5 separate regions of the Homo sapiens genome follow, and all the other regions are linked to region 2. Evidence: chromatin contacts called from ENCODE Hi-C or POLR2A ChIA-PET data. All regions are on one chromosome and are shown on one strand. Each heading gives the region's core, a stretch centred on a gene start or an enhancer-like site at or near the end of the contact. The rest is flanking DNA. Distances are from core to core; before and after follow the strand shown. Region 1 overlaps PCCA (propionyl-CoA carboxylase subunit alpha). Region 2 overlaps ITGBL1 (integrin subunit beta like 1). Region 3 overlaps TMTC4 (transmembrane O-mannosyltransferase targeting cadherins 4). Region 4 holds the start of TEX30 (testis expressed 30). Region 5 holds the start of ERCC5 (ERCC excision repair 5, endonuclease).

The links. Hi-C counts contacts between places; a loop is a spot of excess contacts on that map. ChIA-PET counts read pairs that join two places held with the same protein, here RNA polymerase II (POLR2A). Pooled maps may share reads with other maps.
Region 1: a loop to region 2 is called in a pooled map, with 30 times the contacts of the local background. The contact joins two enhancer-like sites. A Hi-C loop is called at or near these places in 2 of 37 single-sample maps with no recorded cell type and 11 of 50 pooled maps.
Region 3: a pooled map shows a loop between it and region 2 (4-fold over the local background). The contact joins two enhancer-like sites. A Hi-C loop is called at or near these places in 1 of 50 pooled maps. POLR2A ChIA-PET finds 5 or more read pairs at or near these places in 2 of 52 experiments (H1 and endothelial cell of umbilical vein).
Region 4: a loop to region 2 is called in a pooled map, with 5 times the contacts of the local background. The contact joins the promoter of TEX30 here to the enhancer-like site in region 2. A Hi-C loop is called at or near these places in 2 of 37 single-sample maps with no recorded cell type and 8 of 50 pooled maps.
Region 5: a map of naive thymus-derived CD4-positive, alpha-beta T cell shows a loop between it and region 2 (4-fold over the local background). The contact joins the promoter of ERCC5 here to the enhancer-like site in region 2. A Hi-C loop is called at or near these places in 1 of 168 maps with a recorded cell type or tissue (naive thymus-derived CD4-positive, alpha-beta T cell), 1 of 37 single-sample maps with no recorded cell type and 9 of 50 pooled maps. POLR2A ChIA-PET finds 5 or more read pairs at or near these places in 1 of 52 experiments (naive thymus-derived CD4-positive, alpha-beta T cell).

The regions. Positions count from the first base shown.
Region 1 is chr13:100,392,879-100,395,578 of GRCh38, forward strand. All of the region lies in intron 19 of PCCA (propionyl-CoA carboxylase subunit alpha), which reads left to right. It overlaps LOC124903201 (a long non-coding RNA gene), which reads left to right. Exons shown (of 2, transcript XR_007063854.1): 2 at 1-2,700. Among named protein-coding and RNA genes, the nearest start is that of PCCA-AS1, 87 kb to the right of the region's middle. RefSeq lists enhancers at 1-628, 1-191. Within about 2 kb of position 1,378, at least 6 of the 41 ENCODE cell types and tissues checked have a DNase peak (open chromatin) inside an H3K27ac peak, as active enhancers do.
Region 2 is chr13:101,625,762-101,628,461 of GRCh38, forward strand. The region is part of intron 7 of ITGBL1 (integrin subunit beta like 1); the gene reads left to right. Among named protein-coding and RNA genes, the nearest start is that of ITGBL1, 170 kb to the left of the region's middle. Within about 2 kb of position 1,435, at least 5 of the 41 ENCODE cell types and tissues checked have a DNase peak (open chromatin) inside an H3K27ac peak, as active enhancers do.
Region 3 is chr13:100,609,235-100,611,934 of GRCh38, forward strand. All of the region lies in intron 17 of TMTC4 (transmembrane O-mannosyltransferase targeting cadherins 4), which reads right to left. Among named protein-coding and RNA genes, the nearest start is that of GGACT, 22 kb to the left of the region's middle. Within about 2 kb of position 1,302, at least 6 of the 41 ENCODE cell types and tissues checked have a DNase peak (open chromatin) inside an H3K27ac peak, as active enhancers do.
Region 4 is chr13:102,772,534-102,775,233 of GRCh38, forward strand. It overlaps TEX30 (testis expressed 30), which reads right to left and starts at 1,253. Exons shown (of 6, transcript NM_138779.5): 1 at 1,149-1,253. RefSeq lists enhancers at 1,008-1,685, 1,686-2,363 and a silencer at 1,086-1,425.
Region 5 is chr13:102,844,670-102,847,369 of GRCh38, forward strand. ERCC5 (ERCC excision repair 5, endonuclease) reads left to right here and starts at 1,363. Exons shown (of 15, transcript NM_000123.4): 1 at 1,363-1,685. The coding sequence starts at 1,598. The region is part of intron 9 of BIVM-ERCC5 (BIVM-ERCC5 readthrough); the gene reads left to right. RefSeq lists enhancers at 293-1,117, 702-751, 962-1,751, 1,118-1,940 and a silencer at 2,102-2,151.

The DNA.
Region 1 (2,700 bases), core at 128-2,627, 1.2 Mb before region 2:
GGGATGAGAAGGTTGAGTGACTCACCCAGGGAAGTGACTCACCCAGGGAAGGTCAAGTGACTCACCCAAGGTTACTTGGTAAGTAAAGAGAGAAGCCAGAAGCCTGGGGCCTCCTGACGGCTCCTGCTTCTCTTTTTACTAAGGTCTTCTGCCATGGGAAGAAACTCTGAATGTTAGCAACCATCTGGATGGTGTTAGTTGTATGTCTCTCTATGTATGTTGAAAAGAAAATGTTGAAGAATTGAATTTCTCCTGCTTATGGGTTGTGTCACATTTAATAGCGTTCTTTAAGAAAAAAACACGATTGCTCAATATGATTATATGAGCTCACCATAACCAATGACAGGCAGAAAATCCTGGGAGGATAGACACTAACACCACATTATCCTGTTGGGATAATATCCCAAATTCTGAATATAACTTTCTTTTACCACTTTAAAGGCCAAAAAATGGCTGTTAAATGGAGTATTTTTGTCAAACCAAGTTTTTAAAGTTTTCAGCAGCTGCTTCTGCTGGCTTTTATTAACTACTGAAGAGTCTTTTTTTTTTTTTTTTTTTGAGATGGAGTCACGCTCTGTCACCCAGGCTGGATTGCAATGGCGTGATCTCAGCCCACTGCAACCTCTGCCTCCCGGGTTCAAGCGATTCTCCTGCCTCAGCCTCCCTAGTAGCTGGGTTTACAGGCGCCCGCCACCGTGCCTGGCTAATTTTTGTATTTTTAGAAGAGATGCGGTTTCACCATGTTGGTCAGGCTGGTCTTGAACTCTTGATCTCATGATCTGTACACCTCGGGCTCCCAAAGTGTTGGGATTACAGGCATGAGTTACCGGACCCTGCCTACTCAAGAGTCTTAATTGAACATCAAAATCCTGGTTTTGTTTATAAGGAAAAAAAGTTAATGGTGCAACTAGGACTAATTCTTTGATTAATTTTTTAACCACTTCTACTTAGCAAGTATATGAAACACATTAAAGACTGATGCATCTGTTTTGTTTTTGTTTTGAGATCAGGTAGAAGATCTACAAAACTAGTTGGAGGCTGGAAAGAAATTTCAGATAGTGATACATAGAAATGTTCTGCCTTAACTCTGAATTTTTAGTCATGAAATAGTGCAAACTCTTAACATTACTTTTGTGGAGCTTTGTAGTCCATAAAAATAACATTGTTGTAGAGCCTCTGTATGCGTCAGCTGTGACTGAGTGTTTTGATGTCTTAGCAAAAGGCAGAGGAGTGCTTTCCTTTGAAATGTGTGAGGCGGTTTGAGATGCAGCTTCTCAGATGGATTTAATTAGTCCTTCGTAGAACTGGATGTCCGTTTGTTGCAACTGAATTCTCATTTCATTCATCCATAACTAGAAACACCTCGCTTCAAACGGGTTTCTTCAAAGAAAGAGGGGTTTAGGGTTCTATGTTGTACTGCTTTTTGATGTTGGTTTCCCTTTAACTGAGAAGACCTTATGTTTATACAACTGTTATTATTAAGAAAACACAGCTTTCTTCAGCGAGGTTCCTTTTGCATCAGCGCTGGTTCTTGGTGGCAGTCAGAGGTCTGTGGAATGGATCTCTGTCAGACTATCACAGCAGCTGTGTGTTTGCAGATTTTGCTTATGAGAGGCATGAACTGAAAATAGGCGTAAACTTGAGTAATTCCCTAAACCCAAAATATAAGATAGAAACCAGTAACTGAATCTGGTAACAGGGTAGTTGTTTGTTTCAGAAGCTTATATTAACCACAAAAACAAAGTGAATCAACTAACAAGGGTTACCATGACCCAAATAGTAATTGCATTTTGATTCACTTTGCCTACAGTGCACAGGTCAGGTCTGCTTCTCAATAAATATGTTGAAAGAATGAAATATATCCTTCATAGTAAAATTATGTTTTTTAAAAAATATGTCCTACTACTAATATTTTTTAAATTATCCCTAAACCTTCACATTTCATTAGAATAGCTACTTCAATTTACTCTGAAAAAACTGCTTTCTTGTCTTTCCAGTTTGTGTGTCCAGGGTCTGACGTGCTCCATCATCAAGGCAGCTTTTATCTTCTGTGTCCGTGATTCTAATTACATTTCAGGGGGTTGTGATCTCTCCCAGAATCCCGTTCATGCATTGTGTTTAGGATGAAATGCTTGAGGGGGTTTGGGGCTGTACACTCATGGGCACAGGTTTGCATATCTAAAACTTTCTTTGCTCTAACATCCTGATTTGTATAAAAATCCTAAAAGCAAATTTCAGACTTCTAATTATTCTTTGCCTTTAAGGAAAGACAAAATTAATTTAGACTGTTCAAGCTTAAAATTATCCCAAAGCCACAGATCACACTGAAAACACATAGTAATATAGCCCACAAATTATTTTGGTGTCTTGTTTCCATATTCCATCCAAGAGTCTGTAGAATCTGTAGGCTTATATTTCTGTCTTGTTTCTTAGCCATAACTGATCTTTTCCATCTTATTCACCAGACTCAGCACTGCGTAACTGTGGCAATTTCTGAAACTCAGTGGCAAGGGATATACCACCATTGAAGAGATTAAAAATAATCAACAAAGGCTTTAAAAAGTTTAAAAAATGTATTTGGAGCAATAATAGCAATAGGTCAGAAAAAGTTTTCACGGAAAGGGCCAATATACAATTAGGTTTCCATCTCTGTATTCTTGATTGTGTGTTTTATGTCTTGTGACTATCTTGTGGAGTTCC
Region 2 (2,700 bases), core at 185-2,684:
CAGGCTTGTCTTTAACTCCTGACCTCAGGTGATCCACCCACCTCGGCCTCCCAAAGTTCTGGGATTACAGGCGTGAGCCACCGCACCCGGCCAGTAATGGCTAATTTTATTGAGCATTTAATGATGCGTTAGACACTGTTCTAAAGACTGCACATGTATTTTTCATCAACCCTATAATGTATTTTTAAAATGCGGTAGATTTCTCTTTTACCCAGGGAGAAAGGAGAACTTAAGGGAATGGCTTGGATCTGATCACATGGCTAATAAATGGTAGAACTTCGACTCATTGAGTTGATGGGCCTCTTAACCATTGTACCTTTGCTATTCAAAGTGTGGTTTGTAGACTAACGGTATCAGCATCAAATTGTATTTCAGATACAACTTCAGACCCAGTTAATCAGAATTTGCATTCTAAAGAGATCCCAGGTGATTTGTAGTCTTCATAGACAGTGTCTACAAACTTTTCTGGAATGCTTTTGCTATTTTAAAATGAAGATCACTACCACCCATGGATTTTTATAGCCTTTCTCATCATCTTTGATCTATTAAGCACTTTGAAAATTACACTACAATTTAATGGCACAGAAAAGAATGAGTTTTGTGGACATTTTAATTTTAGAAAAATGTCATTGTAAGTGAATAACAATTTTCTCCGAAATAAGCAGCTTACCTTAGAAGTTAGCTTGGGACTGATTGATGTGAGTCCCCGAGAGATAGCCCTTTTGCTGAATCAGACAGATCTTTCATCTATCTCTAAAAAGTACCATCTACTCCAGGAAACCTGGCAGTTTCTACTACCTTTATCTGCATTGCTTTGCTTGTGACAGTCCTTTGCATATATGATGGCCTTTTTCAGTGCTTTCTAAAGCTATTTTTAATACAAATGAAGGATTTGAATTTAAATTAAAATCCAGCTGCACACATTATTATTAAAGATAATTTCGTTGTGGAGAAAATCTAATCAGTAGATATTTTTATTGATGTTAATGTGCCAATTCTCAGACAATAGGAGTACATCTTTTTTTATAAAGAAATCATTTTAAAATTGATCCTAATTTCAGAAACCTTAAAATATGAAAACAACATTTTAGAGTTAAGGGTTTAGCTAATTAAATGTTTTCCAAATTTAATCTTAGTGTTTCTTCAATAGGGAGACACTGGTATATCTTAAAAAGAGCCCTGGACTAGGAGGCAGAAGATCTGAGTGAAATCCTGATTCAGACACTTATAGGCTGTATGACTTTGCGTAGGTCATTTAACCTTTTGGAGACTCCTTCATCTTGTCTGCAAATAAAGATAAAACACGAGAATTAAATAAGGATTGAAACTTGCGGTTTTCTGTTTCACTCATTTCTGTAACAGGTTTCATGTTTTACTTTCATTTTCACTGCTTCTCAAAGTGTAGTCTGAGTTATAAGATTCCTCTTTCATGTAATTTTTTTTTATATTTCTTACAAGTTTTTTTGGAATTATGACCACAGACCATAGCTTGTAGAAAACATGTGATATTTCAATGCTTTTTGTAATACACTTTATTTTTTAGTGCACTTTTAAGTTCACAGTAATACTGAACAGAAAGTACAGGGAGATCCCATATACTCCCTGCCCTCACCCATGCATGGCCTCCCCTGTCATCATCCCCCACCCCACCACAGTAGGTCTATTGGTTACAAGTCAGGAACCTACATTTACACAGCACTATCCCCCAAAGTAATTATTATAATTTACCTTAGGATTAACTCTTGGTATTGTATTTTCTATGTGTTTGGTAAATTTTATAATGACACGTACCCACCATGACAGTAACATATAGAGTAGTTTCACTGCCCTACAAATCCCCTGTGCTCCACCTGTTCACCCCTCTCTCCCTACAACCCCTGGCAAGCACGGATCTTTTTACTGTCACCATAGTTTTGCATTTTCCAGAGTGTCATACAGTGTGTAGGCTTTTCAGATTGGTTTCTTTCACTTACGAATATGCACTTAAGTTTTTTAAGTGTGTTTTGATGGCTTGAGAGCTCACTTCTTTTTATTGCTGAGTAATACTGCCTTGTCTGAATGTACCACTGTTTATTTAACCATTCACCTACTGAAGGACGTCTTGGTTGCTTCCAAGTTTCGGCAATTATAATGTAGCTGCTGTAAACGTTGGTTTGCAGGTTTTCATGTGGACATTAAGTTTTCAGTTCCTTTGGGTAAATAACAAGGAGTGTGATTGCTGGATCATATAGTATGTTTAGTTCAGTAAGAAACTGCTGAACTGTCTTCCAAAGAGGCTGTAGCATTTTGCATTCCCACCAGCAATGAATGAAAGTCTGTGTTTTCTCCACATCCTTGCCAGTGTTGGGTGTTTTCAGTGTTCTGGATTTGAGCCATTCTAACAAGCGTATAGTGGTATTTCATCGTTTTAATTTGCATTTGCCTGATGACAATATATAATATGAAACATCTTTTTATGTACTTGTTTGCCATCTGTATGTTTTCTTTAATAAGGCATCTGTTAAGATCTTTGGGCCATTTTTAAATTGTTTTTCTCTTATTGTTGAGTTTTAGGAGTTATTTGTATATTTTAAGTAACAGAACTTTATCAGATATGTCTTTTGCAAATATTTTCTCCTTGTCTATGACTTATCTTTTTGTTCTCTTGATATTTCTTTTCTTTTCTTTTTCTTTTTCTTTTTTTTTTTTTAAGACAAAGTC
Region 3 (2,700 bases), core at 52-2,551, 1.0 Mb before region 2:
CCAGCAATAGTATCTAGCTGGGATTTAGTATGATTATTTCACTTTCAGTTACCCTGTATTTACAGTAATGATGCGTTGTTTCTCCTTTAAATACATTCATGTTAAAAATCTATTTAAATAAAAATGTCAAGTAAATAAGGTAATACCTAGATGTGGCAAAAAAATATCATAAAGGTGTGACATAAATGTCTGGAGCTTAGGAAACTGACTCTATCAACATAACCTGCACTTAAGCTACAGGGCCATTGGAATTAGCACTACAGAAAAAGAAATCAGCACAGGAAGCCATGATTTAAGCACTGAAAAACATTACTTTTGTATTTTTGCTTTACCACATTAGCTTGAAACTGGAAATTAAATGGCAAGAAGTAATATAAATTTTAATACATTTTAATGATCCCTAGAGATTCACTGAATGATTGAATGCTCACTAAATGTATATATATACACACACACACACACACACACCCATACATATATACATATACATATTAACCATTTGATAGTTGCAAATTAAGTTGTTGTGCATTTTTTTGTATCACCTTGTCAAGAGGGTGGGCAGATAACTATCTCCATTTTATAGATGAACAAACTGAGACCCAGAGAGGCTAAGTGACTGCTGTTAGGTTTTAAGAAGGGCTGCTCAGATAGAATAAAAAGGTGCTTAGAGCCACGCAGATATAACGAGAACACTCACTCTGCATATCAACATCTCAAAATAGGTTCTGGAAGCCTGAACGTTTCAGGGCCAAATGAGAGATGCATTTGATCATTTTACAACTACTTAACTGGGTGCTTCGTAACTGCCCGACAGCAATGGAGATACAAAACTGGGACCAAAGACTCGGCTCCAACCTCAAGAAGCCTCCAGGCTCTCTGAGGAGATTTACCAAGTGCATGATAAATAAAACAGCAAGTGCTTGGGTAAAAAGTGAGTTGTCAGGGAGCAGACACCTGCCCTGCCATCAAGATAGCTGGGCTGGAGGGTCTGTTCACCCAGCCCTGCGACTCACCACATCCCCTCTTCTCTGGGACATCCTGCCCAGTGCTCTGCGAGGAAACACGTCCCCTCACTACATCCTGAAACAAGCAGTGCCAGGGATGCAGCTGACCATTAGCAACCGGTATCATTTTTGCATTAGAAGAGGAAAACCTAAACAGTTGCTTAAAATTCAAACCCTTAACTAAAAAAATACATGGAATGCTTGCTTGGTGGCTGATGCCATGGCTCAGGAAGTCACATCATGTCCCCCAACTTGGTAGCTCCTGAAGATCTCATCGTGAGTTCTGTGTTTCAGATTTCACCTTCTGTTTCCTTAAGTTAGGCCCAGTGCTTTGGCCTTGATAATTAAAATGCAAAATGTGTAGAGAAAGAGGAAGCTGATTTCTCCATTCTGCTTTACAGAGTATTTTCTACTTTACTTGGGGGTGGGGGAGGAAGAACAACATGAACTGGAAGCCAAACGAACTCTGGGTTTTATCCCCTTAATAGAAATTCCAGCAGTTTACAGACTGTGGGATGACAGAAAAATCAATACAACGATTATATAAGCCAAGTCTTCAAGAAGACTCGCTGTAGCTGGGTCACTGGAGGAGAACTGAGACTTGGGACCTGTCCCAGGCTGACAGATGGCTGGAAAGGTCATTAGAAGGGAAACCTGTAAACCTCACCTCCTTCCCCTGCTACACAAGTAGATTCATAAAAACTAAAACTAAGCCCTCTTCAAAAAGCTATTTCTGGAGTAAAATCTAGAAATTTAAAAAATGCATAGTGAAGCTATTCAACTCCCCAACATTATAAAACTAGAGATATGCATGAAATTATCTTACCATTGTTATTGAAAATTATACTGATAATGACATGTAATAAACAGAAAAAGAGAAGTGAATAACACTGGACAGATATTAGCTAGTTGCTGCCTTTAGGTCTTATACATAGGCTGAGTGATTGAAATAAGATATAGCCCCTGATTCTGAAATAAAGGTATTTCTCTTAAGAAACGACTAAGGCACTGCTTCTGTGATATCTGTGTTTAACACCCAGGATGCCAGCTAAAAATGCATATTCCAGCTGGGCGTGGTGGCTCATGCCTGTAATCTCAGCACTTTGGGAAGCCGAGGAGGGTGGATCACAAGGTCAGGAGATCAAGACCATCCTGGCTAACACGGTGAAACCCTGTCTCTTCTAAAAATACAAAACATTAGCCGGGCGTGGTGGCGGGCGCCTATAGTCCCAGCCACTCGGGAGGCTGAGGCAGGAGAATGGCGTGAACCCGGGAGGCGGAGCTTGCAGAGAGCCGAGATGGCGCCACTGCACTCCAGCCTGGGCGAAAGAGCGAGACTCCGTCTCAAAAAAAACAAAAAAAATAAAAAAACAACAAAAAAATGCATATTCCCTGACCTGACCTAACCCACGAAGCCAATCCCTTCTGGGGAGAATCTGGGCATCTCTACTTTAACAAGCTTCCTCAGTGATTCTGATAGACAAAATTAAAGTTTACAACCAGTCCCCTTCAACACACAGGGAGTTATGCATAGCCTATTCCTGCTCCACCCTGGCTGCCAACTGGAGCAAAGATTTAGTATCTTGTGGTTTTTGTTGGTCAGAAAACTCTGGGCCTTGCTGGTGGCCTATATAACTCAGATAAAGAAAAACCTGGAAGCAGCAAGAACCAGTCATGCATCCTCCATGGGCTGGTT
Region 4 (2,700 bases), core at 3-2,502, 1.1 Mb after region 2:
AAATGCCCCATAATGCAATCCCCAAGCAACCTGCTCTAGGTCATCTGGGTTTGTTTTTTTGAGACAGAGTCTTGCTCTGTCCCCCAGGCAGGAGTGCAGCGGCGCGATCTCGGCTCACTGCAGCCTCTGCCTCCCGGGTTCAAGAGATTCTCCAGCCTCAGCCTCCCGAGTAGCTGAGATTACAGGCGTCCGCCACCGCGCCCAGCTAATTTTAGTAGAGACGGGGTTTCACCATGTTGGCCAGGCTGGTTTTGAACTCCTGACCTCAGGTGATCCACCCGCCTCGGCCTCCCATGGTGCTGGGGTCAGGCGTGAGCCACCGTGCCAGGCCACTGTCGTCTGGGTTTTCATCTCTGGCTTCAGGTTCAGAGAGGGCAGGGTTTGAAGCCTGGCCCGGCCTCAGTGCCCTCAATGGCGATGGTGAAGATGACCGGCTAGAGGTGCTGCGCCCACGAAACGCCAGCTCTAGTGGCGTCCGGAGCGCCGGCTCCACCGGCTAGGCGGTCGGCGGAGTTCTAGGACGACAACTACTCACAAGGGCTGGGCGATCACCTCCCACGCCACGGGACGGAGACGCCACAGCCCCTTCAACTTTCAGTTACAAACGTTCGTGCCCTGTTACGTCCACAGCATTAAGCTGGCTGTCGTGGGGCAAACAAAAACGTTGAGTCCGAGTCTTACGGGGGGTCGGGTCAACAACCCCAGCAAACATGGAGAGAAAATTCAAAGCGGGTCTCACGGGCGTGCGGGGCTCGGCGGCGCTCGGGGCACGGGATCCGTTCTCTCCGCAAATGCGCGCTGCCGGGGCTGCGCCGCGGGCTGCCCCGGTCGACCCCTCTCAACTCCGAGGCTACTTCGAGCCAGTCACCCGGGACTGGCTGACGTGGTCCAGGTTGGCCCCGTCCGGCTCTCCCCGCCCGTACCAACCCCACATTCCGCCCTCCTACCCGGCAAAGCGGACGAAGCCCCCACCGGCTGGTGCCCGCGGGCACCGAACTTAGCGGAACGCCTCCCGGCTCGGACCAGACGCCCCTGAGGAGTGACGCCCGCGAGCCTCAAACGTCTCAGGCGGGCCTGCCGGGTGCTCTCCCCGTCTCCCAGGAAGCCGCCCGTCAGCCGGCGGCGCCAACCGCCACCGCCGCACTTACCCGGGAAGGCAAAAGTGGCCGCGGGCACCCAACCGCCGTCACTCCCTTCAGGGAGCTGACTAGCGCGCTCGAAGCGACCGCCTCGCCTGCCCCGCCACAGCGTTCGGCTACGACGCACGCGCGCGCAGGCCACGCCCCCCGGGTGCGCGGGCCGGGCCGCAGAGCACGCCGGGAGCGTGGGTCTCCCAGCCCGCCACATCCCAGGGCTGTACGCGCGGACTAGCGGAGCTAGGGGAAGGTGCCAGGGTGGCCGCCGCCTCAGTAGCACGCGGACGGCTGGAAAGTCAGCCCCCGTTTCCGCCTCACCCAGGATTGCTCCACTCGGGGCCTTTCCGCATCCCAGCCACCACTCCATTCCGAGGCGCGATCAGCTCTGACCAGTCTTCCTCACACCCATAGTCGATTCGTTACTCCCGTTAAGGTCAAACGCTGACAGAAACCAGCCGCTTCGCACACTTCTACATGGGGTCAAGCCCCCTGTTATCTTTGCGGGGATGATTGTAACAATCACTTAAATGGTCGCTTCGTACCATCTTGCCCCCGCCTGGGCCTTGTCGGCGACGCCGCAGCCACGTGGATGCTGTGGAAGCCTGTCCCCTGGATCTTCCAAAGGCTCCGCGCTCATTGCCACAGCCAGCGGCCGGCAGTGGCCTAGGCTGTTGCACGCGATCGGTCCCCCACATCTCCCCTCTCCATCTGGCTCCTTTCCCTGGAAGCCCAGGGCAGCCCACACTTCGCTGTCCTCACCCCCACTCACCAGGCGGGACCCCACGACGACCGGCTTTTGTCCTGGCTGCTCCCTCCCAGCGTGGGCCGCGTCTCCTCGGGGTCGACAGGGCGCGTGGTTTTCACAGCGAGGCCTCCCCTGATCACCTCCCCGCTCTTCCTGTCCTTCCCCGGTCACCTCACGAGCTATGGATGTATCTGTGTCTCCTCACTGCGCTATAAGCTCCCAGGTGAAGAAAGGGTTGCTTTTTGTAAATTTTTGTTTTAACCGTGAACCTCTTGTGTATGAATAATGCTCAGAAAAAAAAAAATTTCTTAAATGAATGAATCTTCCCCAAGCCCAGTGCAGTTGGCACCTGCCCTCTTTTCTGTCACGGTACATACAAGGAAATACATTCCACAAAACCACATAGTCGCTGTCATTTATCACAAGTGTTTCCCCAAATTACAAAGTCTTAATACTTCTTTGTCTCCTAATTTTTTAGCTGTGTTTTTAAAAAACATTTCTTTACATGCCATAAAATTCACTCATTTGAAGTGTACCATTCAATCATTTTCAGTAATTTTAAAACCATTTGCAACCATCACTATAATTTAAGAACATTTCCATTATCCCCCTGAAAAGTATTTGCACAGTTATAGTTGAGGTAGGAGATCAGCAGGACTTTCCAAGCACTGATCACCACCTGCTGAGCAAAACAGGATCTGGTCAGAACAGGATGCCCTAAAAAAACGGCCAAAACTGCCCTAAAGAAACAGGCCCAAGCCAGCTAAAACCAGGATGGTGACCAAAGTGACCTCTAGTGCCCTCACTGCTCATTATACA
Region 5 (2,700 bases), core at 113-2,612, 1.2 Mb after region 2:
AGAGCTGTGGCCTTTTCTGGGGTTACTCTGTTAATTGATTTCTAGTCCTTTCTGATCTACAAGCCGCGGCATTATAACTTTTAGATGCTGAAGAAAACTAAACTATATGTCAAGGATTAAGGCTTGTGAACCCCCAAAATTTGGGACAGGTCTCAGTTAATTTAGAAAGTTTATTTTGCCAACGTTAAGGACGCGCAGCTGTGACACAGCCCCAGGAAGTCCAGATGACATGTGCCCAAGGTGGTTGGGGCACAGATTGGTTTTATACATTTTAGGGAGACAGGAGACATCAATCAACATATGTAAGTACACTGGTTCCTTCCAGAAAGGTGGGGACAACTCGGAAGCAGGAAGGGCTTCTAGGTCACAGGTAGATGAGAGACAAAAGGCTGCATACGAGTTTCTGATAAGCCTTTCCAAAGGAGACAATCAGAATATGCATCTATCTCAGTGAGCAGAAGGATGACTGACTAGAATGGGAGGCAGGTTTTGCCCTGAGCAGTTCCCAGCTTGACTTTTCCCTTTTGCTTAGTAATTTTGGGACCCTAACATTTTCACAGGCTTTAAATTTTATTATTCTTTAGTTACTACGTGCTAGCATATAAATAAATAGTACAAAACCAAGAAGGCATCCACCTTTTGGTTGTCTCTTCACGTGTAAAACAACACTTTGTGTTAAGTATCTTCACACACGGCGGCGCAAAGGTAGAAACCGATACTAAAAAAGCGTGTAGAAAATAGTTCCCAGCCTGGGCAACACAGGGAGACCTCATTTCTACAAAAATAATTCGCCAAGCATAGTGGTGCGCACCTGCGGTCCCAGCTACTTGAGAGGCTGAGATGGGAAAGTTGCTTGAGCTCGGGCAGCAGGAGTTCCAGGCTGCAGTGAGCTAAGAATGCGCCACTGGACTCCAGTATGGGCGACAGCGTGAGACCCTGTCTCAAACAAAAACAAAAGCCCGTTACTCCACCAAGAAGGCGCTTTTGCACATTGTTTTAATGCTTAACGCCTTCAGGATGCCAGCGTGACGGAAGCAAGTAACCACCAAGGCATCACCACTGGCGCTAAACTTCTCACTTCCGGAGTGCTGCAAGCGCAGAAAATATACGTCATGTGCGGAGGCGGAGCTTCCGCCCTGCGCGTCGTATTAGACGGAAACCGAGCGGGCCCATTTTTCATGGGTTTGCGGACCCACCAGCGAAGGCGGGAGGTGTCGCAGGGACATCTTCTGGCTGTTTCCGTCGCCTGCGTGGCCCTTGCACCCCGGTCTTCCATTAGCGGCGCAGACGTTTGGGCCTAAGCGCTGGGCGAGGCGAGGCCCTGCCCCTCCCCGCCAACGGCCATTCTCTGGACCTGTCTTTCTTCCGGGAGGCGGTGACAGCTGCTGAGACGTGTTGCAGCCAGAGTCTCTCCGCTTTAATGCGCTCCCATTAGTGCCGTCCCCCACTGGAAAACCGTGGCTTCTGTATTATTTGCCATCTTTGTTGTGTAGGAGCAGGGAGGGCTTCCTCCCGGGGTCCTAGGCGGCGGTGCAGTCCGTCGTAGAAGAATTAGAGTAGAAGTTGTCGGGGTCCGCTCTTAGGACGCAGCCGCCTCATGGGGGTCCAGGGGCTCTGGAAGCTGCTGGAGTGCTCCGGGCGGCAGGTCAGCCCCGAAGCGCTGGAAGGGAAGATCCTGGCTGTTGGTATCCTTAACGCCGCGTTGGGACTTGGGGTGCAGGGATTCGGGGCTGGATTCCTCGCGGGGCTCTGCCTTGGGCACAGTGGCATCTGCAGGATGATGGTCTTGGGTCGGGGTCGGGGTCGCTATAGAATCTCTGTCACTAGGTTTTCTAAGTACAGTCGTCCCTCGGTATCCCCGGGGCTTTGGTTCCAGCCCCTCCTCCGTATACCACGATGTTCAAGTTCCTTCAACTCCCTTATATAATGGCGTGGTATTTGCATATAAACTACCCACTTCCGTAATCTTTTAAATCGTTTCTAGCTTACTTGTAATGCCGAATGCAATGTAAGTGATCTGTAAATAGTTGTTATACTGTATTTTAAAATTTTTTGTAGTTTTTATTGGTATGTTTTATTTATTTATTTTTTTCCATCGCAAATATTTTTGATCCGTGGTAGGTTGATTGCGGAATCGGGTGATGAGGCGGGCCGCCCTGTCTGCTTTCCCCAGCTTTGCAGTCTTAGCGGCCTGTGCATCCTGGTTTGTCACTTTGTGGCAGTGCTTTATGTTCCTCTCTGCCTTAGTTCTCTCATCTGCAAAGTAGAGGTGGTGATAGTATCTACACACAGGATTGGAATGAGGAATAAAGAAATTGCCTACATGAGAGAAGTTTAGTGCGATTAATACAGTAAATCTTAAAGTTATTATCCTGTCCGGGAGGTCAGTAAGGAGAGCAGAGTAGACTTCGACGATTAGTTTTGCTTGAGTCTTGCCCCATTTATGTTTCTTAGAGGAAGGATAGTGTGGACAGGTGTTTTACCCATTTTTTAAATTGACTTTTTAAGGACTATTGTTTCTGTACATGTTTGGCTGGTTTTGTTTGTCATTGGAATTAAATTCTTTTTTCATTAGCAAAACGTGATACTGCTTTTGAAATTTTTATCTTTTTCTTTGTTATGTAGTCATTTTTTTTTTTTTTTTGAGTATCTATTCTGGCTCAGAATCTGGTGATACCTTACACCAATTTCCTAAATGGG